3 separate regions of the Homo sapiens genome follow, and regions 2 and 3 are each linked to region 1. A link is a loop called in an ENCODE intact Hi-C map of the cell type or tissue named here. Cell type or tissue: heart right ventricle. All regions are shown on one strand. Region 1 has its middle 100 kb from the start of LINC02744. Region 2 has its middle 50 kb from the start of NECTIN1-DT. Region 3 overlaps LOC105369526 (a long non-coding RNA gene).

Evidence for each region. Hi-C counts contacts between places; a loop is a spot of excess contacts. Peaks named below come from ENCODE experiments on the same cell type or tissue, not always from the same donor. Only the 100,000 strongest peaks of a DNase experiment are listed, where the experiment ranks them.
Region 2: it touches region 1 in a loop (16-fold over the local background); 8 of 110 quality-filtered maps call a loop at or near these places.
Region 3: a loop joins it to region 1, with 2.2 times the contacts of the local background. A loop is called at or near these places in 3 of 110 quality-filtered maps.

Annotation. Positions count from the first base shown.
Region 1 is chr11:119,886,684-119,894,683 of GRCh38, reverse strand. No RefSeq gene overlaps it. Among named protein-coding and RNA genes, the nearest start is that of LINC02744, 100 kb to the left of the region's middle. RefSeq lists enhancers at 1,735-5,663, 7,263-7,762. In heart right ventricle, no CTCF peak of the experiment used is centred here; DNase peaks (open chromatin) are centred at 2,043 and 3,043; H3K27ac peaks cover 2,033 bases; H3K27me3 peaks cover 1,540 bases.
Region 2 is chr11:119,775,541-119,783,540 of GRCh38, reverse strand. No RefSeq gene overlaps it. Among named protein-coding and RNA genes, the nearest start is that of NECTIN1-DT, 50 kb to the right of the region's middle. In heart right ventricle, a CTCF peak has its summit at 1,022; DNase peaks (open chromatin) are centred at 3,118 and 3,615; H3K27ac peaks cover 4,148 bases.
Region 3 is chr11:119,938,941-119,946,940 of GRCh38, reverse strand. It overlaps LOC105369526 (a long non-coding RNA gene), which reads right to left. Exons shown (of 8, transcript XR_948083.3): 3 at 3,252-7,449; 4 at 1,886-2,133; 5 at 809-1,172; 6 at 408-526. Among named protein-coding and RNA genes, the nearest start is that of LINC02744, 52 kb to the left of the region's middle. RefSeq lists an enhancer at 3,174-4,373. In heart right ventricle, no CTCF peak of the experiment used is centred here; no DNase peak of the experiment used is centred here; H3K27me3 peaks cover 1,005 bases.

The DNA.
Region 1 (8,000 bases):
CTCACCTCAGCTTCTTTCTCCTTTCCGCTCACCTCTGGTTTGTCAAAAACTTGTAGATCAAGCTGAGAGACAAAGCCCTCACATTGATTCACTGAACCTTACGACTGCTTTGAGTAGAAATGTGAGACTAGGTGCAGTGGCTTATGCCTGTAATCCCAGCACTTTGGGAGGCCGAGGTGGGTGAATCACTTGAGGTCAGGAGTTTGAGACCAGCCCGGCCAACATGGTGAAATCCCCATCTCTACTCAAAATATAGAACTTAGCCAGGTGTGGTGGTGGGCACCTGTAATCACAGCTCCATAGGAGGCTGAGGCAGGAGAATCACGTGAACCTAGGAAGTGGAGGTTGTAGTGAGCTGAGATCGTGCCACTGCTGCACTCCTGCCTGGATGACAAAGTGAGACTCTGTCTCAAGAAAAAAAAAAAAAAGTGAATTTTCCAGATGATCCAAACAGGAAAGGCAAATTTTAATTTTGGGTCTAGCCACTGTAGTAGCCATTATTTAACCTATTTTAGCCACTGCATTGTACACATTAAATCCCCCCAACTCCCCATTTTACAGGTGAGGAAAGTGAGGTCCCAGTACATACAAACATTGACTTGACTCAAGAGCCCACACATGTCATTGCTGTGTTCTGTGTGACCTCCAGGATCCTTCACACTAAGACCTAGAGGTCACTCTCATTGCCCCTGGAAGGGACCAGAACCCCTGTCCCTGGGAAATGGAGGACAGACTTCTGTAGTTGGTTGGATCAACACTGTCCACTGAGAAACAGGACACCTAGAAGCAGGAGATCGGGGGAAGAGAAGCCTTGGCAATGCCCTTTTTGACCCGCTGGATGAAAATGGCCTAGTGGGCTGAACCCCGGTTTGGGCAGGAAGGCGAGATTTGTAGGCCCAAGCCGGCTCCCATCTCTGAGGCTCTCCCCAGCCTGCTGGGACATTTGAGGAGGAGGCTAATGTCAAAGATGGAGTGGCCCAATTTCTGTTCAAATCTGATATGGGGAGCCAGGAGGAGGGGGACGAAGGTGTGAGGAGAGGGTGGGCCCACTTCTCCAGCCGCAGCTTCCCTAGATGAAGCAGAGCAGAGAATCCCCAACTCTGGTCTCACACGCTGGGTGACTGAATTTGAGATAAGCATCTCATGGTGTCCCTCTGTTAACATCTTCTACATCGTACTTGTATCCCATCTTCACTTACTAGCTGTGTGATTTGGGGCAATTTCTGTTTGTCAGTTTCTCCATCTGTGAAACAGGTATAATAACAGTATCCAGCACCCAGGGTCGTAGTGAGGCTTAAACAGTTAAATGTGTGTAAAATACCCAGCACAGTGCCTGGCACACAGGCAGTACTCGGTCAGTGTTAGCTAGTAGTAACAGGTCTCTTCTGAGACAGAGTAATTTCTTTTTCCATAAGCGACACTTTGGATAGATCAGAGAACTTTCTTGCCTGTTACACAGGCTAAGACACGTAAGATTATTCTACAAAGAAAACAGAAGCATCTCCTTCCTGGGACCCTTGTAGAAACTATTGTGTTTCAGGCAAAAATGATAATAAACATGTGTTGAGGGCCTACTGTGTGGTGGGCACTTCTGTGTGCGTCATCTCATGGAGCCCTGCTAGCCCTCTGCAGGTGTTTTCCTTTTATAGAAAAGGAAGCCCAGGCTCAGAGGAGGTTAAGTGCCTTGCCCCAGTTACAACTATGGTCCGAGCCTCCTCGCCCCTGCCTGCACCCGGCGACAGAAGATGGACAGACAGTATGACCTTCAGAAAACCTCTGTAACCCGAGGAGTCTCACCTGGGCTTGCTCAAGCCATCAGCAAAATGGAGATCTGAAAATAATCATGCTCCATTCAGAGTGTTTCTCTTCTCTCTCAGTAATACATTCTCCCGACATCCAGCAGAGCAGGGGGGTGGCCGGCCCAGGGCACTGACTGACATCTCTGAGCAGAGCTTTTCAGTGGACGGAGCGCAGACGGCATTGCGTCTGCAGAGGCCCGCGGGCAGGGTGATTGCTGGGCTCCCGCAAGAACAGGCGGTCCTTGGAGGCTTTTGACTCACACTTTGTAAATTGGTTTCATGCATGGGCTAACAGTGGGGGCCTGGCTAGATAATAGGATTTTCCAACACAGCTCTTTCCCCCTCATCTGCAGCCACCCAAATCTCCGTGCAGAGTGCCTGGAGGGGACGTGATGTGCTTGGCAGGGAGCGCCACGTCAGGCTCCACAGTCCTGGTTGGGGTGATGCGTGTCTAAGAGGCCATGGTTCAGAGCAGTGTCGGAGAGCAGCTTATGTGCTCCACAAGTAAGGATGGGGGGTGTCCCAGGCAGGCACCCACAGCCAAACCTTTCCATGGTGGGTGGGTGTGTGGGGGTTCTCAGGAAGTGCCAGGTCCTCAGGAAGCAGCCTGTGGGGCCAGGCTACTGCTCACGGCTGACTGCAGGGTACCACCAGCCTCGACTGTCCACAGCAAGTCCCTCCATGCCCAATCTGACCCAGAGGGAGGCACATCAGAGCCCAGAAGCCCAAGCAGCCCAAGGGCAACCATATCCCAGAAGCAGACATTCGTGAAAGTGTTGCTGGAGAAGCGTTCTCAGGAGAAATGGGGAGAAGGAAGGAAATAAGGATGTGGTCTGGGCCCGAGATCAGCTTCAGTCTCAATCCACCGGGAGCTTAGGAGCACAAATGATACCACAAGGTCAGGCTCACCTTGAGGCAAGGGGCCCGGTCTTTTTTCCCTACTGTCTGTTAGTCGGTCATCAGCTGTTGGCTTAGGGCAAGGGAACTGAGAAGGCATGTAGCTAGCCTCTGATGGCAGGCAGCTCCTACTCAGCTCAGGTGAATTATCCAGAGAAGGGGCAGCTGGGGGCTTTAGTGGCCAACACACACAGGGGCTGGGGGATGGGCTGCACCCATCCAGCAAAGGGGACTTGGGGGGGTACCAACATCCCTGCACCATGCCCATGGGAGTACAGCCAGGGCACAGCTCAGCTGGAATGCTGTCAAGAGCAGCCTGGTGATTCTGACTTGTAGAAAGCTAGAGGGCCGACGTGCCAGACAGCTGTACAATGGGCAGTGTCTGTGACAGCCTCAGCCATCCCCCAACACCCTTACGCTGACACTACAAAGCCAGTGATTCTCAAATCTGCCCTCTTATCTTTTCCCAGCAGGGCCACAGGGCTGCAAGTTTCATCAAGGGCAGCATCTGGGAGCCTCTGCCCAGGGCCCCTGAAGCCAGGGCCAGCCCCATCTGCACGAAGGCACACAGACACCTATCAGAGTTAGTCTGTGACGATCCAAAGCCTCCTACCCAAGAGCCTTTAATACAAGTTTGCTGCTGAAACACAAATATCCGCCTTCGATGCGGAAGAGAGATTAAATTAGGAACAATCTTAATTCTTTCTGGCAGAGGGAAGCGAGCGAGAGCTGTCAGTTCCCCAGTGATAGATTGTTAAGGAAATCCAGGTTTAAAGGCATTTCATAAGTTTGCTTTTGCCTGCTAATAAAGAGAGTCAGCTAACGGAATCCGATCACCAGGCGAGATCGTAATGAGATAATGCAATGTGTTCCACAGAGACCCAGCCAGCTCCTTGAAATTCCTCCGAGAGAGTTTCTGAAGTACCACGTTGTGACAAGGAAGGAAAAGTAAGAGGAAAAGAGAGAAGGGGAAATGGGCATAATTAGCCAAGTAGATTAGGTGATTCAACAAAGGTCATACGGTCTCAGCAGGCTGAGGGGCTGTGATATTTATCACCTACCTCCCACCTGCTTCTTGGTCTCCTGGCCTGCGTGCTTTCTCAGTGAGACGAGCAAGCTCAGACTCATGTTCCTGGAATATGCAGAGATTGGAGGCCTGATCACAAGCAAGGTGCCTGGAGTCCTCACCTGGTAGCTGGGAGTGGGCCTCAGCGGAGTCTCTTCCAATACCCCAAGGGTTTGAGGGAAGGGGCTGTGTTCTGAGGGACCCTCAGCCTAGGCTTGAGGTCACTCAGCCCCACGTCCAGCTGGCTGTCAGCTGCGCACTGAGTGTTCAGGTTGGGTGGCTGCGATAGCTTGGGCTCTGCTTTAAAGGTGTTTGGCCCCTGCCCTGGGGGTTGTTCTGGGGCTGAATTACACCCTGGGTTTATGCCGTGGTCTGGGCTGGGCTAACTCTGTGTGTTCACCTGGACATCAATGGTCAACCTATTTGGCAAACCAGAAAAGCAGACTCATCCACATGCAAAGAAAATGTAATTCCGGGCTTAAGGCAATAAAATAAACTTCCAAACTCCTATTTACTATTTCAGCAAGCTCAGCCCCCACACCCACTCGGCTCTTGTCACCACCCTTGTAGGCATGGACCACCTTTTTTTGTTCTAAAGGACTTTGAGAATCTGAAGGCTATGAAAACCTCTTTCCAGAAAAAGTGCAGATACACATAGACACCAAGTTGTCATGTAATTTTAGGGGCTTACAGATCCTGATCCTGAATCCTAGCTTTCAAAACTCTGGAGAGGAGGGGGTGATCCTCTCTTTGGTGCACCCTGTGCAGACAGATGCAGCCCAGGCAGGAGGCCGTCTGGAGCTGGTCCGGCCCTAGAGACAGGGAGGGCAGTTGCATTTCCTGTACTGCCCAGATTGTGTTTCCAGGCCTCTGGGTATCTGGGGTGAAAGAGAAGCCAGTGGCCAGCAGGGCAAACAGTGGTGACCGTGGAGGCAAGAAGTGAAGGCCAGGGATGGTGACTCGCAGGTGCAGGTGGCAGCCCACATGATTGTCTCTTATCTTGTGGGATCTGTCACCCCCCCTCTGTTCCCTAAATGGCCCAGTAGATGGTCCCTTGGAAGGAAAAGGGCTTTTGTACATGCTTGGAAGGCAGCACAGAGTAGGTGCTGGGAGACCAAGTCCTCTGCTATAGCCAGAGGGAGAAAACCCCAAGGGACAGAATGGTGCTGGCTACATGGGAGAGGTAGAGGTAACTGAGGCTCTGGAGCCTGGAAGGACTCCCAGAGGGAGGATGGGTATGGGGTATTGGAGACTGCTCACTTCCTGCCCGGGGACTGGAGGGACTCTGAGCTGACTGTATCCATAAGTTTAGACACAGCCGTTGGCGTTGCTGCCTAAAAGGGGCTTCTTTCTCTCAGTGATCACTAATGTATCGTGTCCCTGTAATTGTGTATTGTATTTTGGCGTTGGTGCATCCAGAGGAGATTGGAAATCCAGATCGAACCCTCTGTCCCTGGCAGGACATCCATCACACACTGAGGGGACTGGGTAAGGTGAGGGAAAGGGGCAGAAAGTCAGGGGGTGCTCAGATGCAACCAGAAAAAAGTGGGGAGCCAAGCAGGGGAGGATTTTCTCTGGATCTCGGAAACCTTTGTGGCCCAGTGCCCGGCTAGCAATGCTTACACTGCTCATGTGTCTGGACTTGCAGAGAGGATCAGGGTGTGGGGAATGGGGGCCCTGGCATCCCAGGGGCCTAGACTTGTCTCTCAGTCATTCAATGACGAGCATTACTTGGGTACCATCTTATGCCAGATACTGTTCTAGGCACTGGGGATACCACAGGAAACAAAATAGACCACGTTCTTGGAGTAGGTATGCTAGTGGAGAGGCTCAGGCATGGATCCTGGTCTGCACATGTGGGGACCAGATGCCCCACCATCACCAGATAAGCTCCCCAGCCTCCCGCTCTTGCAGGGTGATAGGATAGACCCTTCCTCAAAATGGATCAGGGGAAGAGCTACAGGGCCTCTGGCCCCCATCCTCCCACCTCCATCTCCTTGAGCTAAGAAGACAGACATCAGGGTCCATCTCCTTCCACCACCCACCTCACCAGGGTCTGGGTCTGGCTCTGGCAGGACTCGCTGAATGGGCTGTGGCTTGTCACTTCCCTCTCTGCTCCTTGGCATTCTTAACTCTAAGATGAGGCTAATGACACCAGCTCCAGGTGTCATCACATCACCAGAATTCTATTAGGACCATGGAACCCACAAAAAGTCTGGTCGGAGAAGAGACTTCAGGAATCCTTGAGCCCAATGGCCTCATTTATATAAGAATAAACCAAGGTCCGCAGTGGCTCCTACTGAGATCTTGTCTTAGAACGCTCCTGATGGATGAGAGGCTCTTTGTAAACATGAGGGGTTGTTTTGCTACTTTTGCTATTTTTCATTTGAGGTCCACTGGCTGGCCTCCCACGGCCCAAGCAGAGAAAGGAGGCATGAGCCAAGAGTCCCCTGTGGGTCCCCAAGTCCTTCATTTGTCCTCAAAGACCTTGTTGGCCTCAGGCCCCATGGAGCTCCCCCTGCTGTGACTTCCCAGTCCCTCTAAGAGGACGGAAGCTGTTTATTGCTTTCTTGCATGGTAGGGGAGGCTGGAGTTATAGGCTAATTAAACCACAGACAGATTCCTCAGCAGTTGGCTGGGACCATAAGTGCTGTTACAACAGTAAAAGGCCAGAGATGACAGATGGAGCTTTTCCAGGATTATGTCACCACCGACCCCGAACATGGCCTCCACTGCACCCCTCAGCTTCAGGGCCATGCTCCATAGGGTGATTGCTCTGCACCAGGGAAGTCTATAGACGATTAGGGGAAAAAGCAAAAACAAAAGACAGGAGTGGAACGGGCTTAACCCAAACGCAGTGTCAAGAAGTAGCAACCTGACCACACTGTGGTATCCCTGAAAGAATAGGAACCTGTCCAAGATTCTTCTCAAAGGGAGAGCAGGGATGTTCTTCCCAAAGTCGAACTGAAATCCCTTCTGCTGCCAAGACAGCAAAGGGATGGGGACAAGGAAGATGATTTGCCAAGATACAGACACCAAGAGCTGGGGAAGGGTCCTCCATGATAATCAAAAGCTACCCTGGGGCATGTCCTGATGGATCCCTGACAGTTGCCCCAGTCAGGGTTCCTGCCTGTTGCACTGCCTTCAACCCACCTTTTTCAGGAAGTTGACCTCGATGAGATTAAGCCAAAATCTTGACTTTGTTTTCTAGGCTACCCACAATCGATGAGCTGGAGGGAGGGAGGAAGAGAAAGGCAAGGAAATGATCTCACCATTAGAAATAACCTTCAGGGGAAAGTCTTCATCTGGTTATGGAGTCAGCCAGGTTGGCTCTGGGTCCCCTCTCTGCTGGTGCCCAGTGGCATTGGCTTGGACAGTTCATGTAACCATCCCTGGGCTTCTGGTTCCTCCACTGTAATAAAAACAGCTGAATGTTCCTCTCTTGTGAGTATACTGTGAAGCTCCAGAGAGATCATGCATTTACAACTGCAAAGTGCTCGGTAGAGATGAATTGTGGTTTTTCAGCCACTCATCGGAGAACACAGGCTCCACGAGGAGCTAGAACCTTCTTTACCCTGGAGAAGAAATCCCCTCTTTCCTTGATAATGAATTCCTTGGAGCTCGCAGAATGAGAAAAGCCACGCTAAAGTCTAATCTCACACCCAGCTGTGGCCAGGTTGCTGAAGGGACAGACCCAAACAGCAACTGTGAGACGGAGGAGCTGGAGCTCAGAAGAGGCCCGGCTCCCACCTCCCTCCAGCTGGGAAGATGGTACAAATTTGGCCAGTCCATTCCTCTGTTTCCCAGCTGCCCGTGTTCCTCAAAACCTACAAGGTCACTCGGCCCAGCTGGAGTTCTAGCTGGAGCACTGACATGATGAGATCTGACAGCGCTTTCTCCCGCCGCCAGCCCAGGGCATGGACGGAGGCTGCAGGCTGCTGGTAGAGTGGGGAGGAGTAGCTGTGTCTCGGCCTGGGCATGGCCTGGGGAGGCCAGGAGGACCAGAGGTGCTAAATGACAGAAAAGCTGAGGAGCAGGTTTGTAGGAAGTCCCCCGGCACTCCCCTGCCCACCTCCCACCTGGCACCCTCACCACACACCTCATGCTCTAAGACCAGCCCCAGTGTTCAGGAGCCACCAGCACTGGGGTTGTCTGATTGGGTCACCCCATGGATGGCAGCCCTGCAGGAAATGGGTGAGGACAAAGAGGGGCATCTGTGATCTGCAGATGCTTACGTT
Region 2 (8,000 bases), 110 kb after region 1:
TTGAGGTGTACCCTTGCCAATACTCTTGGGTCTGAAAAGGAAACTGCCTTCTGTGGTTTAAATGCTTGTCCCCTCCAAAACTCATGTTGGGATTTAATTTCCATGTAACAGTGTTAACAGCTGGGGCCTTTAAGAGGTCATTAGGCTGTGAGGGCCCCACCCTCACGGGAGGGCTTACTAAAAGGGCTTTCAGGCATAGGCTCCTTCTCTTGCCCTTCTGCCATGGGATGATGCAGAAAGAAGGCCCTCACCAGATGCCGGCCCCTCAATCCTGGACTTCCCAGCCTCCAGAGCTGTGAGAAGTACATTTCTGTTCGTTATAAACTGCCCAGTCTCAGGTATTCTCTTATAGCAGCACAAAAGAGAGTAAGATGCTGTCTTTCACTGGATCCTAGTGGGCCTGGGTGACACTAGAGCTGCAGAGGGGAGGCCTGCCTGCCTAGCCTCTCCTTCCAACAAATCCATCCCAAGGAGGCAGCCCCAGGGCCACCTGCCCCTGCCTGCTGGCTTCAGACAATTGGACCAATGGATACCTGCTCCAGCAGGAGACAGCCTCTTGGTGACCAACAGCCAATCAGATACTCTGTCTTAAGATCTTAGAACTAAGGGGCTCAGGGCTGGGGAGTCAGTCTGTGGCTAGGCCCGAAGCTGAGATCAGGCAGCCAGGGTAGACCGGGGGAGGCCCATGCAGCTATTTTAGGACCGTGTGTTGATGAGTAAGCAAAGAAAGCAGATCTGCAGAGCACGGCAGGAAAATGGAGCAGAGGGAGCAGCAGGGACGAGACCCAATGTGGCCTCGGAGAGGGAAAATAGCGAGGGAAGGCAGCTCACTGGGTTTGGGAGCCTCTCAGCTCCCCTGAGACCTGGATGTTTTTCTGGCTGTGGGTCCCACAAGGCACTCCCGCATCCTTCTGATAAATCCCCCAGGCCTTCAGCAAGCTTAAGAGGGCTTCTGCTGCTCTCTCCAGGCTGCCAGACCCTCCCCGCCTAAGACCTGAAGGAGGCAGAAGAGATGGCAGGAACCACGGCCTCTTCTCAACACCACCAGGGAGGACCTTCTGCTAAAAGTGCTACATTCATACACATACTCTTTACACCCAGCGAATCCAAAGAAATAAAATGTGGCACTTAACTGTCGTGCTGATGTTTTCTTCTGGTATCTCTGTTCCGTCTTACTCTCCCTGTGGCGGAAGCCCAGCAGCAGCAAGAAATAAAAGTTCTGACACCACGGCAGATAATTACCCTCCCCGTCCCTCGGGGCAGAGGTGAGCAGGAAAGACAACACGTTCACAGAAAGGGCAGCCCTCTATGGGCTGGTGTTTGCAGTGTCCGGGCAGCGATGCTAACAGCCAGTGGAAGGGGATGGGAGGCATCCGCGGCTCTTACTGCCTGCGTTTGCATCATCTGGTCTTAAAGTGGGGTGAATTCCTACAGGAGGAACCACACCCGCCATCAAATGCAAGTTCAGTGGAACAGACTTTTGGATCATTCATTGATTCCTTCCAGAAACATGCACGCAGCCCTGGAAACATGCATGGAGACACTGAACTGGTTACACACTTGAAACCAATGCAGTCCCTGTCCTCAGGAGCTCACAGTCCAGCAGGGGAGATGGGAAGTGGAGAGCCCTTACCAAAGGATACACAGAAAGGGGCTTTAGTAGCTCACGGGACAGACAAACCCTTAAGGAATGGGCAGGATTTCAGTGGGAGAGAAGGAGATTCTAGATAAGGGAATGAAGGAGGCAGGAGGCCATGGTGGAGGGTGGGGCTGGGAGATCCACTTCACAAGCACCTGGGAGGCCTTCGCTGTAGCTCTAGTTCTTTGACTCAGAAAATCCCCTTTCTAGCCCCCTCACGCCTGTAATCCCAGCACTTTGGGAGGCCAAGGGGGGGCAGATCACCTGATGTCAGGAGTTCGAGACTAGCCTGGCCAACATGGCAAAACCCCATCTCTACTAAAAATAAAAAAATTAGCTGGGTGTGGTGGCGCACGCCTGTAATCCCAGCTAATTGGGAGGCTGAGGTAGGAGAATCGCTTGAACCCAGGAGGCAGAGGTTGCAATGAGCCGAGATTGTGCCACTGCAATCTAGCCTGGGTGACAGAGTGAGACTCCAAAAAAAAAGAAAGAAAGAAAGGAAAATCCCCTTTCCCCTCTGGGCCTCACTTTCTCATATGTCAACAAGAGGGAGCTGCCTTGGCAGCTCTGGCATTCTAGGGTCCGTGCTCGCAGGTGGGGAGGGGAGGGCTGGGGAGTGGAGTGCTTACATAGTAGAATATTGTCCAGCGGCTTCCCAAACACCATGCCTGGGTCAGACGAGCAACTATCCCCAGACCAGGCAGCCCCATCTGGTAAGATTCACTCATCTCCCTTTCTGTGAACATGTTAATCCAACAAGGGGTGGATCCTGGGTCCCATTCCCTTGAAGCACCCCCATGCCCAGTGATGGCAAACCTGAGATACCTTGGCAAGGGCCTGGACACCCGCGGGGAGAACAGCTTGTTTCCAACCGGCCCAGGGAGGTCACTCAATGAGTTTTAAGGAACTCCAGCTGGGGTGACAGAGTGAGACCCTGTCAGAAAGAAAGAGAGAGAGAGACCCTGTAAGAAAGAAAGAAAAGAAAGAAAGAAAGAAAGAAAGAAAAGAAAGAAAGAAAAGAAAGAAGAAAAAGAGAAAAAGAAAAAGGAAAGAAAGAAAGGAAAGAAAGATGAAAGAAAAAGAAAGAGAAAAGAAAAAGAGAGAAAAAGAAAGGAAAGAAAAAGGAAAGAAAGATGAAAGAAAGAAAACAAAGAAAGAAAAAGAAAGGGAGGGAGGGAAGGAAGGAAGGAAAAAGGAAAGAGAGAGAAAAGAAATCAGACTAGAGCAATCTGTCAAGTTCAGATCATAGAGGGTCTTATATGCTGGGCCAAGGGGTTAGGTTTTGGACTGGAGCAGTGGCTGATGGGAGCTGGGCTTTAGAAAATCATCCTGACAGCAGCAGGTGACATGCACAGGTATGGGCAATTGGAGGGGCTCCTAGCAGCTAGGGGAAAGCTCAGCCAGAGGTCAGAGCCAGGCGGAGGCAGCAGGACTGGAAAGGAGGCAGTAGGTGGGAGGGATTATGCGGGAGGTGGAACCCTCAGATTTTGGCCACTGACCAGAAATGAGAAGTGAGGAGGAGGAAAAAGCTTGGAGGCCTGGAAAAGTTTCCAGCTTTCCCTCCCCAGCACAGACTCAGGAAACCACACACATGGAGTCTCAAAACACCATGAGACTGTGTCTACCCAACACAAAACACCTGGGAATCCCAACATTCAGAAAGGCCCCAGATGCCATGTCTCCAAATATCGGGATAGCCATTCTGCTTTTTATCTAGATGCTTGCAAAGGTCATGGGAGTAATGGAGCTTCCTTGCCCCCCAGCCCCTGCCTCCAGGGTCCCCCCATGCCACTCTGCAGGGAGGCAGCAAAGAGCTGATGTGCAGGCAAAGGGGAGACCAAGCCCCTGCTCTCATCAGAGGCTTCGCCGGTATTTTTAGTGCCGCAATCAAGAGCAGGGCCCGCCTCTGGATCGGCTCAGGCAGTCGGGGCCGGGCAGGACTGTTAAAAATGGAACGGCACATACTGCAATCAGTGGTGGCAGGCGAGGGGCACCCGGCAGGGCAGCAGCTGTGGCATCTGAAGCTCTTGGCCCTGGAGTCTGGAGGGGACTTGGGGGAGCAGCCTCTGCATAGCATGCTGGGCTTCCATAGCCCTGATGCCCTGGCACTGCTTCTACCCCTGCCCTTTACACTGCCAGAGTTCCCACCCCTTGCAATGCACACCCACCCTTTCCCCGCAGACCTCTCTGAGATAGTCAACTCCAGAGCTCGGGTGCCTCGGGTGAGAGGGGGAGGGAGCACAGGCCAGTGATGTCAGGATGGAGTGCGGCGGGGGCTGGATAGAGTGAGACCCCACTTCCCTGTTCTGGTGGGAAGCAGAGCTGCCCTGAGTGCCCCTGCCAGAACTATGTCCCTCCCGGGGCAGGAAGGCACAGTCAGCGTCCCAGGACACCAGCAAGCTTATCACGCTAAGACCCAGGAGGCCCGGGTTTTGAGCCATTTCTGCCACTCTGTGACAGCTCTGGGGCCTCAGGCAAGTCACTTTCCCTCTCTGGCCTCCATCATGTTATCTGTAAAATGACAAGGCTGAAGTGCAGCACAGACATGACCGATTCTCTGCGCCAACAGCAAGCTGAGTGCAGGGTGACAGATACTTCTGAGGCCTGCTCACAGCCCACCCCACCAGCCCACAACAGAGAACGTCCAGTGATGGGCAGAGCTTGGGCCTGCAAGGGGGTCTGCCCTCACTGCCCCCTTCCAGAGCAGGAGCCCCTGGACAATCTCCAGAGGAGGGACGGGATGGGATGGTTCTGTCTTCATCACCCAGCCCTTCCAGGAGCTGAGAGGGCTCTGTGGGGTGAAAAGAGGACAAGAAAATGGGTAGGGATCACTCCAGGACACTGAGTGACCACAGAGGAAGGGACTGGAAATGCCGAGCCTCATTTTACAAGCGCTGGAGCTACAGTAGAGCAGACAGGGCACAAGGTGACCCAGCCAGATCTGGGCCTGCTCGGAGGCACGCACAGGACTTCTGAAGGCAGGAGCCACATCAGCTTTTTTGATCCTACCCTTGGAACCTGGATCCTTCAAGTGCCCTTCCCACAGAGGCCTCAGGGTCCCAATTCACCCCAGTGGAGCCCTCAGCCTCCCAGGCAGGCTGCCTGCAGGAAGGAGGAGGCTGGTGGTGTTTATTGAATTTGTGTACCAGCATAAATCTGTGTCGACCTGCCTCAGAACGGTGCTCAGACGACAGATGTGCTATCTTGGGAAGCATGTGTCCCTGTCTGTCCCAGAACCTTTCTACTCCCCCGGCAAGACAGATTCAGGTGTGAATCTGCCCGGGCACCACCTGAGCACCTCATGTGAGGAGGCGCCTTGAGAGGTCATTCCTTTCATCCCCTGGCGTCACTCCCCTGGCCACAACCGTGCCAAGTCAGGGTCTTCTTAAGGACATGCCCTGCACAAATGTGCTCTGTATCTGGTGGGCCCTGCAGATGTTCAGCAGCTGGAAGTCTCCCTGCTGAGCATGACAAGCCCGCTATTGCCTTCCCCGCTGAGGTCAAGTTGAGCCTGTGATCCTGAAGCCAGTGGCAGAAGAAAACTCCAGTTCACCCTGCTTGTCTTCTGGCTACCCTACAGGCACCAGATCCTTCCACTTGGAAGGTAGGGAAGTCACTATATCGGTACCCACACCCAGGGTGTCCAGACTAGAGAATCCCAAGGCTGGCATGTGGAAGAGCCACATATGTCACCGTGGCGTGGGTGGGTGGTGCATCTCGTGTTTCCTCAGCACCTCTGAAGGCGGGATGAGAATCCGCTGTCTGACAGCCTCGGGCCCCACAGCCTGCTGAAGGCTGAGCTGCACACCTAGCACTGCAGATGGCTGGGCTAAGTGAGGGCTGGAGGAGCAGACAGGGGTACAACGGGCACGCTCAATGCTGCTCGGCCTGGGAGATCCAGCAATGTCCACCTCCTGGAAGCAGCAAGAGAAGAGCTGAGCTTTTTACCCCCACCATGCCTGGCCTGCCCTGTTGGGCAGTGATGAGCTTGGTCATGGTCCTCTGAATTTGGGGAGGCTCTCTGCCAAGGGCTCAAAGCCCCCCAAAAGCTGCTGGAGGATCAAGAGAGGAGCTGGTTGGGACTGAAGAGGGTAGACTTGTATCAGCCCAGAGTCGAGGCCCAGCAGCTGGGAACAGGGAAGGTGGCAAGCATGCAGGCCATGTCATCACCTGCCAGAAAGACCTCAAGGGAACAAGAACATTCCGAGGGCTGTCCCTCACTGGAACAAGATCTGTGAGTGATGTAAAGCTTTCTGGTAAAGGCAAAGGAAGTTTCCAGACCACCAGGACCAAAGAGAAGACCTGAAAAACCGGGTCTGTTCTCTCAGCACCACCCCAGCCCAGAGGCCTCTCTCTGTCTAAGACCATGGTGAGCACAGCAGGATAGCACAGTGGCCCACTGTCTGTAGACTCTCAGATGCTCCTGGGCATGAAGACCCCATCCGTATGGCCAACAGGAGGACCTGGACCCCAAAAAGACCTTGACAGGCTGGGGTAGCAGTTCACATGTCCCATAGTAGCAGAGAGTGGGAAAGGGACAATTCTATTCTTACAAAGTTAGGCTGCACCATGAAAAAGAATGAGATCATGTCTTTTGCGGGGACACGGATGGAGCTGGAGGCCATTATCCTTAGTAAACTAACACAGGAACAGAAAACCAAATACTGCATGTTCTTACTTATAAGTGAGAGCTAACTGATGAAAACTCATGGACACATAGAGGGGAACAAAATACACTAGGGTCTCCTTAAGGGTGGAGGATGTGAGGAGGGAGAGGAGCAGAAAAAAAGAACTATTGGGTACCAGGCTTAGTACCTGGGTGATGAAATAATCCATACAACAAACCCCCGTGTTGTTTACCTATACAACAAACCTTCACATTTGTTATAACCCCTGAACCTAAAACAAAGGTTAAAAAATAAAAATAAAGCAGGGAAAAAATGTTTGGCTGTACAGGTACAAGAAGGGGTGGAGCCCGTTTCTCTGCAACACGTGGAAAATAGACTCAAGTTTTGGTTGAAAGCCAGCTTGAGACACGGTAAGAACATGATGAGGTCACTATCATCTAAACATGAGAATCTTGGGTGGGGCTGCACTGATAAAATATTGGCCAGACTGAGTGAGGTCAAGGTCTTTTGCCTCTGAAGTTCCATGCTCAGTCCCGGCTCTCCCACCATAAAGGAGGCACTGACACCCCCAGCACCTCCGCAGGAGAACAATGAAAGCATGTGGGGGAAGGGGCTAAAGTCATGTCCTGTATTTAATTTTACAAACATGTGACGCTGTATCCTGAGCACTCTTTCAAGTCCCCAGCACAACTATTAACTCACTCTGCCCTTGTGAGGCAGGCACCATTATCAGCCCACTTTGGGGGATGAGAGGCTGAAGCACAGCAAGCTGAAATAACTTGCTCAAGGTCATCCTGCTAGGAAGTTGTGCAGTCAAGATTCCAATCTGGGAGATCTGGCTCCAGAAACATGCTCCTAAACCCACGCTCTGCTGCCACCCTCATAAGAAGAGCTTAGCAGACAACAGGGAGTCTTCACCCTACAGCGGGAAGAGGCAGAGTGGCAAGAGCTGGGGCAGCCCATTGCAGATGTAATGTGCAGATTCTGTTCTGAGTGACCCAAGGCAGCAGCCTAGGGCACTGGGAAGTGTTTGGGGAGGCCAGATTCAACTCTGTATGAGGAAGGAGAGGTCTGACTCATTTTCACCTCTACTCTGTGCTATTTCCAGGGTTCCCATGCCTTCCCACTGTCCAGGTTTCTTCTTTGTGTCCTAGGGCAATTGTGCCGGCCCCAGATTTTTCTAGGGATCTCTTATGCATTTGTTTTATCTCCCCAACTGAACTGCATATACTCTGAGGCCAGAGACTGCACTTCAATTCTCTCCAAAGTCTCTCCCATTGTCTAGCTCCATGCTAGGTACTTGAAGGAATCATGGAATCTAAAGGTGGGAAGTGACTTCCTCAAGTTCTCCTGCTCAACTTCTCAACCATGCAGGATTCCCCTTTGTGTCAGGGCAGCTACAAGAGTGTATTAACTTTGGTCACCTCCAGTAATGGAGAGCTCAGTACCACTCAGGGCACCCATCGGTGGGTGTACAATTCCAATTAGAATGAGAGCGTCTCGATATTCTAGGACAGCTTGTCGAGGGGGATGGTATGGGAGGAGAGAAGGGTGACGCAAGTAGAAGGTGGGGCCATATAGGCTAAAATCTTTTATGCAAAAGAAAATATAGCACTTCCTATTTGTGGGAATCCTGAGATAGCAGGTTAGAGCCTTCTGGTGCTACAGAGAGGAAGCAGAAATGATCGCCTCACCCCCTTCTCAGGAGCAGGTGACAGAAGCAATGAGGACCA
Region 3 (8,000 bases), 52 kb before region 1:
TTGATTTGAGGCTTAAATGAAATAATGCTTATAAAGCCTTTACTATGTGCCTGGCATTGGCAAGTGTTCTTTAAAAGTGAGCTGTTGTTATCATTGTGCTGATCCAAATACCTGGAATTCTAGTCTGGCTCTCACCACTGTCCCACTGCCTTGACCCTTGACCCTTTCCTTACCTCACCTGCCTGGATGACTCTCATTCATCTTTTAGATGTCACTTCCACCTGGAAGTCCTCCTGGACTCCTTCTGTCTATGTTAGGCACCACTTCCCTGGATCCCTGCTCTGAGTGCTGTTGTAGAATGCACCTCTCACACTGAATCTTGATGGCAGTTTGCTGGTCTACTTGCCCTGCAGCCTGTAAGCCCTTGAGAGCGGGGTCTACATCTTCCTGGCGTGGTCATCTCATACCTGGGGTAACACCTGGTACTCAGCAGGTGAGAAGGAAACATTCAGTGCAGGAACCAGTGAAGGCCAGGTGGCCTCCGCACACTTGCTCCTTAGGGCAGGATCTTCTCTGTCCTTGAGGACTTCAAGGCAAGAATAATAAGCATCAAACAATGGTGAATGGTACAAGATGGTGCATGCATGCTTTACAGAATTAACAGGACAGACAATCAGCCTGCCTGCTCAGAGAAGGGAGCTATCACTGTTGGCATATTGAATATTGTTTGAAATAAATGGGCCACCGACCAGGATGTGGAAATTGCTTTTGTCATACAGAAAGTTTCATTGCAATGGTACTTGTGTTAGCAGGATGTGACTTGTAATACTGAATACTTATAGGACCTTTGTGATTCCCAAGCACTTACCATACATTTGTGAAATGCACAGTATAAAAAAATTCCAATTGTTAGGAGATTGGCAGCTCCAATTTCCTGCAGCAGTTCTTCAATTTTTCCTTGATCACAGTCCTCCACTGTGGCCTGGTGTTTCTCCTTCATGGCTCCTCTGAAGTGGGCATGGGTCTCTGGCCAGGAAGAACAGTGCCTCCTGGGACACAGGCATGCCCACCTGCCCTGGAGCCATGACTCTGTCTTTTCTCAGGACTGGAAAGGCTGGTGCACCTCAACATAGACTCTGGGGAAAGGTACCATTTTCTGTCTGGAAGCTCCTCCTCTGCTTGCTAGGGGATAGCACCATGTTTCAAAGCCAGGCCACTTCTATCTCTTTCTCCTGTAGAAGGGAACATGACAGACATGTTTCAGCATTCTTGCTGGGGACTTCAGGACACCCAAAGGAAACCACGTCATACTCCAGATGATCTGTCCCTGTGCACCCAACCCCAAAATGTACCATCTCTGTTTGGTGTGATCTGCCATGTGCTGCAGCCCAGTAGCCAGGGCTTCTTGTGGCTGTAGCCACCTGCCTAGCTCAGTTCCCATCTCTTGCCACAGAGAGCAGCCCCTCCTTCCCCACAGCCTGTATTCCACCCATCATAGGACAGTGCCTAGTGAATAGCAAGCACCATCTAAGCATTAGCTGTCATCATCGTCATCATTATCTTCTTCTTCTTCTTCAAAATCCAGATCTAGGCCAGGTGTGGTGGCTCACGCCTGTAATCCCAGCACTTTCGGAGGCCAAGGCAGGCAGATCATGAGGTCAGGAGTTCGAGACCAGCCTGACCAACATGGTGAAACCCTGTCTCTACTAAAAATACAAAAATTAGCTGGGCGTGGTGGCATATGCCTGTAATCCCAGCTACTCAGGAGGCTGAGGCAGGAGAATTGCTTGAACCCAGGAGGCAGAGGTTGCAGTGAACTGAGGATCGTGCCACTGGACTCCAGCCTGGGCGAGAGAGTGAGACTCCATCTCAAAAAGCAAACAAACAAACAAACCCCCCAAAATCCAGATCTAAGTTTACCTCTTAGGTTTCTGGTTAACTGTACCTAATGATAATGGATTTTTCTCATTGGAATTTTCAGTTTACAAAGCACTTTCACATCCATTCTCTTACTGCAGGCTCGCAGCACATCTGGGAAGTTGATCAGCTGCGGCAGGGCGTGCCACCTCCATTTTTCTGATGGTGAAGAATTTCTGAAAGGTCTAGAGCTTTGGCTCATGGTGTGTGGGTCAGAGTCAGGAACTGTGCTGATCCCAGGCTCAAAGCCTGGACTCCTGTGATGCACACATACTTCTTAGATCATGCAAGAAAGAAATTTTATCTCAGGACCCAGTACACACACTCACCCCACAAAAAGCTGAAACAAAGTTTTATAACATAATACTTTCCTTACTGCATGCAATGTGCACTGCCTTCCTCCTACTCCCCTCCCTTCTCCTCCACTCCTCTCCTGTCCCCTCCCCTCCCTTCCTCTCTCCTCCTCTCCCCTCCCCTCCCCTCTCAGCCCCTCTGCTCCCTTCCTCTTCCCTCCACTCCCCTCCCCTCCTTCTATTCTCTCCCCGTTAACAGGGCATGACTTTTCACTGCATATCTGGGACTCTTCCTACCCCATTCTCCCAACCCCCAGGTCTGCTTCTCACCTGATATTTCTTCTCCTCACCCACTTCCTCAACCTGGATTCACTACTTTGCACTTGCCTGTATGTTGCTTGGCAAGCATCTTAAAGCCCAGCGTGTGTCACTCCCAATATAGGTCATGAACTGGGCGAGGGTGGGGACTGTTTTCATGCTGCTTCTGTAGCCCCTCATGATGCCTGAGACATGTGGGAGTCCCCCGCCTGGACTCCGTGGACAGGTCTGGCGGCCCCAGTACATCCTGGTCTGGTGGCCCTAGCACATCCCAGCCTCTCCTTACTCCTCAGTGTGCTCCGCCCTCAGATCAGCCCTGCCTCTCCCGCTCTCCTCCAGGGCTCTCTGAAGGACATTAGCTGGACTCCTGACAGGTGTGTATCTCTGTGATTAATATAGACCCCTTTCAAACCTGGGAACCTGACACCTGCCAACTGTTTATTGGGCCGAAAGTATTGGAAATGCAGCATCTAGAGATGGCAGGACTCGGGCCTGGCCAGAGAAGGAAAGGAAGGGCATGGTAAGGAGGTGGGGGAATGGGAGGCTGGGGCTGGCAGCTCAGCTTCAGGGGAAGTATCCTGGTGCAACAGATGTGAGCTCTGCAAGGGACATTCACCACAGTGATGCTCACCCTGGTAGAGCAAACACTGGGAAGTCTCAGTGTTGGCCCCCAGGGAAACCATCACACCCACCACTTTCTCCAGTGAATCTGCCCAGAGGCCACAGGGCCAGTGCCTCTCATCTGGGCAGGATTCCTGAGGTTCTTTCAGAATATTGTTTTACCTTCATCATGGCCTGGAGAGGGAGGTATTAGTACCCTCCTTGCCCAGACAGAGAAACTGAGGTTATTCAGTGATATCAAGAAGATTGTAAAGACCAGAGGTCCTTGCCTTTCCCCCGACGACCACATCCGCTTAGAGCACTGGTTCTCGAGCTGGGAAGATGCCAATAACTCTGATGCTTGGGTCCCACCCCAGACGCTCTGCTTTAATGGATTTGGGTGTGGCCTGGGCCTAGCCCTGTCATAGGTAAGCACCACTAATGCACAGCCAAGGTTGAGAGTGACTGATTTAGATGCTATTAGGAGTGTGTGTGTGTGTGTATAAAAGTACCTTCCAGATTGACATGGGCAGAGGGGTAGGAAGGAGATCCCAGGGTGGGAGAAGATGGTGCAGGGGTCATGCCACCGTGGGGGTGGGGTTTGCTAAGAAGCTAGACAACACACTCCCACACTGTCTTTGGGATGTCATTGGCATTTCTGTGACCTCTATCATGTCCCAGTGAGTCATAGGTCACAATCTGTGCAGCAGAATATTGCATCAGATGGTTAGTATCCATGTTAGCATCTTAGCACCCTTCTCCCTGGAAATTCATAAAGACAGTAAGTTCCATGACGTCAGAGAATCTGTCTTTCTTGGTCATTGTTAGCCTTGGGAGTCTGAAGTGTGGTGGCAGCTCTGGAAGTGCCAGTGGAATGTTGAGTGGATGAAGCCCAATAGCTGAAGAACTTGCTTAGCCCTGTGTTACAGACAGGGACACGGATCTGGAGAGGGGAGAGTCATAAAGTAATGTTAGTAATAATCGTTACCATTTACGGAGTAATTCACATGGGTCAGGCACAATATGAGGTGCTAAACCTTTGTTAACTCTAATCTTCCAACAGCCCTGTGCATAGGCATCATGAGCTCCCATTTTGCAGATGAGAAAACTGAGGCTCAGGGAAGTCAAAATTTTGCCAGGTTACATAGCAAGTCAGTGATCAGTCTACACTGTCCCATGCTGCCCTAGAGCTATAGCAAGCTGGAAACCCAGAGGGTTCTGGCTCTCCTCCTTCTTCGCACTCAGGCACGCTGGCTACCAGATGAGTTTACATTCTCTTTTTTCCCCTCTTCACCAGCTTTTGGATGATTAATAAATTTCAAAGCAAATCATGCAGGGATCAGCACAGACTTCTCATTTCTATCAACAGTGTCTTCTCCAAGAAACAGTGGAGAATGGTCTTCAGGGAGGCAGCCACCTGGACTGGAGGAATAAAGGGAAAGTCTATTACCGAGAAGAACGTGCACTTGGCCCCATGGGGATGGGCTGCCTCTGACCTCAGCGTCCTTTTTCATCTCTAATTTCTGTGATTCTGGGATTCAACATAAACCTCATTCCTCATGCAGCGCCCCGAGTGGCAGTGGAGTTGAACTTTCGTTAAAGAATGTCAAGGTGTTCCATCACGCCCGCGGTGATTAGGAAGAAGGGTGAAACGGCTGATCTCTGAGTTGCTGCTCTCCCAGTTGCAGGGGCTGAAGACAGATATGTAGCTGGGTCTTGCTCGCCGTCCCAGCCACTCACAGCCAGAGGCCAGGTCTGGCCCTCTCTTGGCCACACAGAGCATCGGCTGACCTGGCCCAGGTGCCAGGGGAGGAGCTGACCATCAAGCAGAGGGCCCCTGCTCTCAGAAACTCTGTTTTTTGCTCCCTGCTTTCTCTAGGTGCCCGCTTTTTCTTAGGCTCTGACTCATTTCTCATAGGTCAAAGGTTAATGGATCCAGATTCAGAGTGGGATTCAAATGAATTTCGCAGATAGGGGGAAGTTGATGGAGCTGGATTTAGGTTGGATTCAGGGCTGTGTGGCCGGAGTGTGGCATTTCTGTAATCTGGGACCCCAATGGGGCTGACTAGTCAAGCTTCTAAGCTGGGCCAGGAGGCGGTGCTGGGCCTGCTGACCCAGCAGGAGGGCTCCTGACTTGAGTTCAAGGCTGGTCATGACTTTGGTGACCCTGGGGAAATGACTCAGCCCCTCTGATCCTCAGTTTAATTACCCATAAAGTGGACGCCATAATAATAACCACCTCATCTAATTAACATGGGAACCACCTAGCACTAGGTGTGTGACAGCATTTTGCCAAGTGAAAAATACTACACAAATGTTAGTTTGGCTTTGTGCTTTTAAAATGCCTCCCTGATTAAGAAAAAAAAAATTCCTTCTCCTAAAGCCTGAGGCAAACACATTCCCCACGCAGGGTTCCTTCTACTTTTGCCATGACCTTCGTCCACTGTGTGTTCAGGCAGTGTGGGGCACCAGAGAGGCTGTGGCTGAAGTTCTCAGATCGTCACATCCTGTGACCTTGAGTCATGCCCTTTATCCTGGTAGACGAGACAGGAGCCATCTGAGAAGCTCTGAAAGAAAGGAGGATCCACAGCAGGGAGCTATGGGGTCCCAACCCCTGCTTAGCCCATGACCCAGTCCAGCAGAGGTCCTAGCTCAAAGGTTAGCACCCTGCCGGCTGCAGGTCCAGGACAGAAGGCCGTCTCCAGCAAGGTAATTCCTGGACCTTGTGCATCTCTTCGAGTACATCTCACTCATGAAGTTATACCTGGGCCATTGCCTTTTGAGGGGCCCCAACAGGTCTGAATGGATCCTGATGGGCAAGTGGCCAAGGGCATCTGAGTAGAGGGGGGGGGATTCAGCTGACTTGAGAAACTTGCTCTCTTTGCTCTATTCCTAGGTGCCAGCTACATACTGGTACCAGGCTGGGCTCTTGGGTGAAAGGATGCCCTGGACCTTAGGCCCAATCCTGGGCCCTCCTGGCTGGGTTTCCACCCATAAGTGGCCTCCTTCGTGGCAGCTCCTGAGAAACACTGGAAGAGGTGCAAGTGTGGTGTGAAACGCTGAGCTATGAATGACTCCAGAGGCTGCAATTAGCTGGTTCTCAGCTGCTGTATTTTTAGACACAAATATTGTCACCAGACGCTTTGCAGCCACCGAGAAGCCTACTCCTCTCAGGAGGCCCCTCTTCTTTGGCAGGCAGGAACTTCCTCTTCTCAGGTAGAGCTGGGATTCCAGAACTACCTGGGCCTTGGAGCAGGTGCTCCCTCTTTAGCACTGAAAAACTCAAGGGAGGCTGAGGAGGGGCATGGAGCTGGGAACCTGGGTACTGGCTGGCATGTCTGGCCCTCCCACAGCCTCACTTGGTGACTGGAGATTCCTGAAGCCCAGAAACAGCGCAGATGAGCTCCTTTCTCCTTGTGCCTTTATGCCTATCATGTGAGTGAACCGAGAAAGGGCACGCCTAGAGGGGGAATTCTAGGTGGTGTGTTCATCTCTTAGGCACAGAGTGATATTTCATGAGGCAGAGAAGCAGAAGAATCTTTGATGATCCATTGACTCTATTGCCTAACTTTGCAGATGGGAAAATTCAGGCTGAGAGAGCACTGGCTTGTCTAAAGTTTTGCAGCTAGTCATGGAGGAACCAGGAAACAGACTCAGGGCCTTGTGTGAAGGGCCTGTTTTCCTGGCACTCTGGATCATTCCAGCGGGGGAATAGAGTGGCCCTGTAGTCATGCCAGGCTCAGGGCATTCTGGAGCTTCTTCAGGTCTAGAGAGATGTCCAGCTTCATAGAGATTTATGCAAGTGTTCTGGTTTTCGACTGCTGCATAATCTCTCTGCCCCCGACCCCCTCCAAACAAATGAATAAACACCAAGTGGCTTAAAGCAACAATTTACTATTATCTTCCATAGCTCTGTGTGTTGACTAGGCTCAGCTGTGTGGTTTTCATTGGGGTCCTCATACAGTTACAGTCACAGAAGCTGGATGGGACAGGACATCCATGATGGTTTCTTTGCTCATGGGTCTGGTGCCTCAGTTAGGGTGGCAGGAATAACTGGGGACTAGCTGGGCTTCTCCCTCAGTCTATGCAGCTTCTCCACATAGCTAGCTGGGCATCCTAACAACACGGCGGTCTCAGGGCAGTTATGCTCCTTACATGCTGGTTGGCTTCCCCCAGAGTGAGCCCTCCACGAGGTCTAGAAAGACTGTCCAAGGCTGCTTGTAACTCAGCTTCAAAAGTCACACAGCATCACTTCCACCACCATCCAATGGCCAAAAGCAAATTATGGGGCTAGCTCAGATTCATGGAAAGGGCAGCACACAAGGGCATGGTTACTGGATGGCATTTTTGGAGATGGCTACTGCAATTAAAAACACACAACCTAAAATAAATAAAGAGGTGAGTGAGCCATTTGTATCACCATGTCAATAGTTTTCTACATAACTTGACTCTCCAAATTAACGCATTGTCCAGTGCCTTCCTCCTCCTACTCCTAACCCCTCACTGTCCACCCCTAAAGCCATATATCTCCTTCTGCTATTCCCCTTTGCCACCTCATTTGGCTTTTTGGAAAGAGAATGGACTTTGAGGTGAGACAGCCACACATTTGAATCTTGCTGCCATTACTAGCTGTATGAACTTGAACAGTTCAAGCCTCAGTTTATCCATCTTAAAAGTGGAAAGAATTATAATGGTAACCATCTTATCTCTGTACAAAGCCACTGAGGTGATGACAGATGCTTACACATGGGTACCCTTCTGGCACAGAGAAGTCCATCTGAGTGCACCCAGCCTTTATTGGTGCCTCTTGGAGAATCCAGCACTTGGAGGCAGCAAATTCACAGAGAGGCCACTCCCAGATATGCCCCCAGATCTTTCCTGATTCACACCACACTGAGCCTGTGTCTCCACCTGCTATTCTCTGCTCCTGCC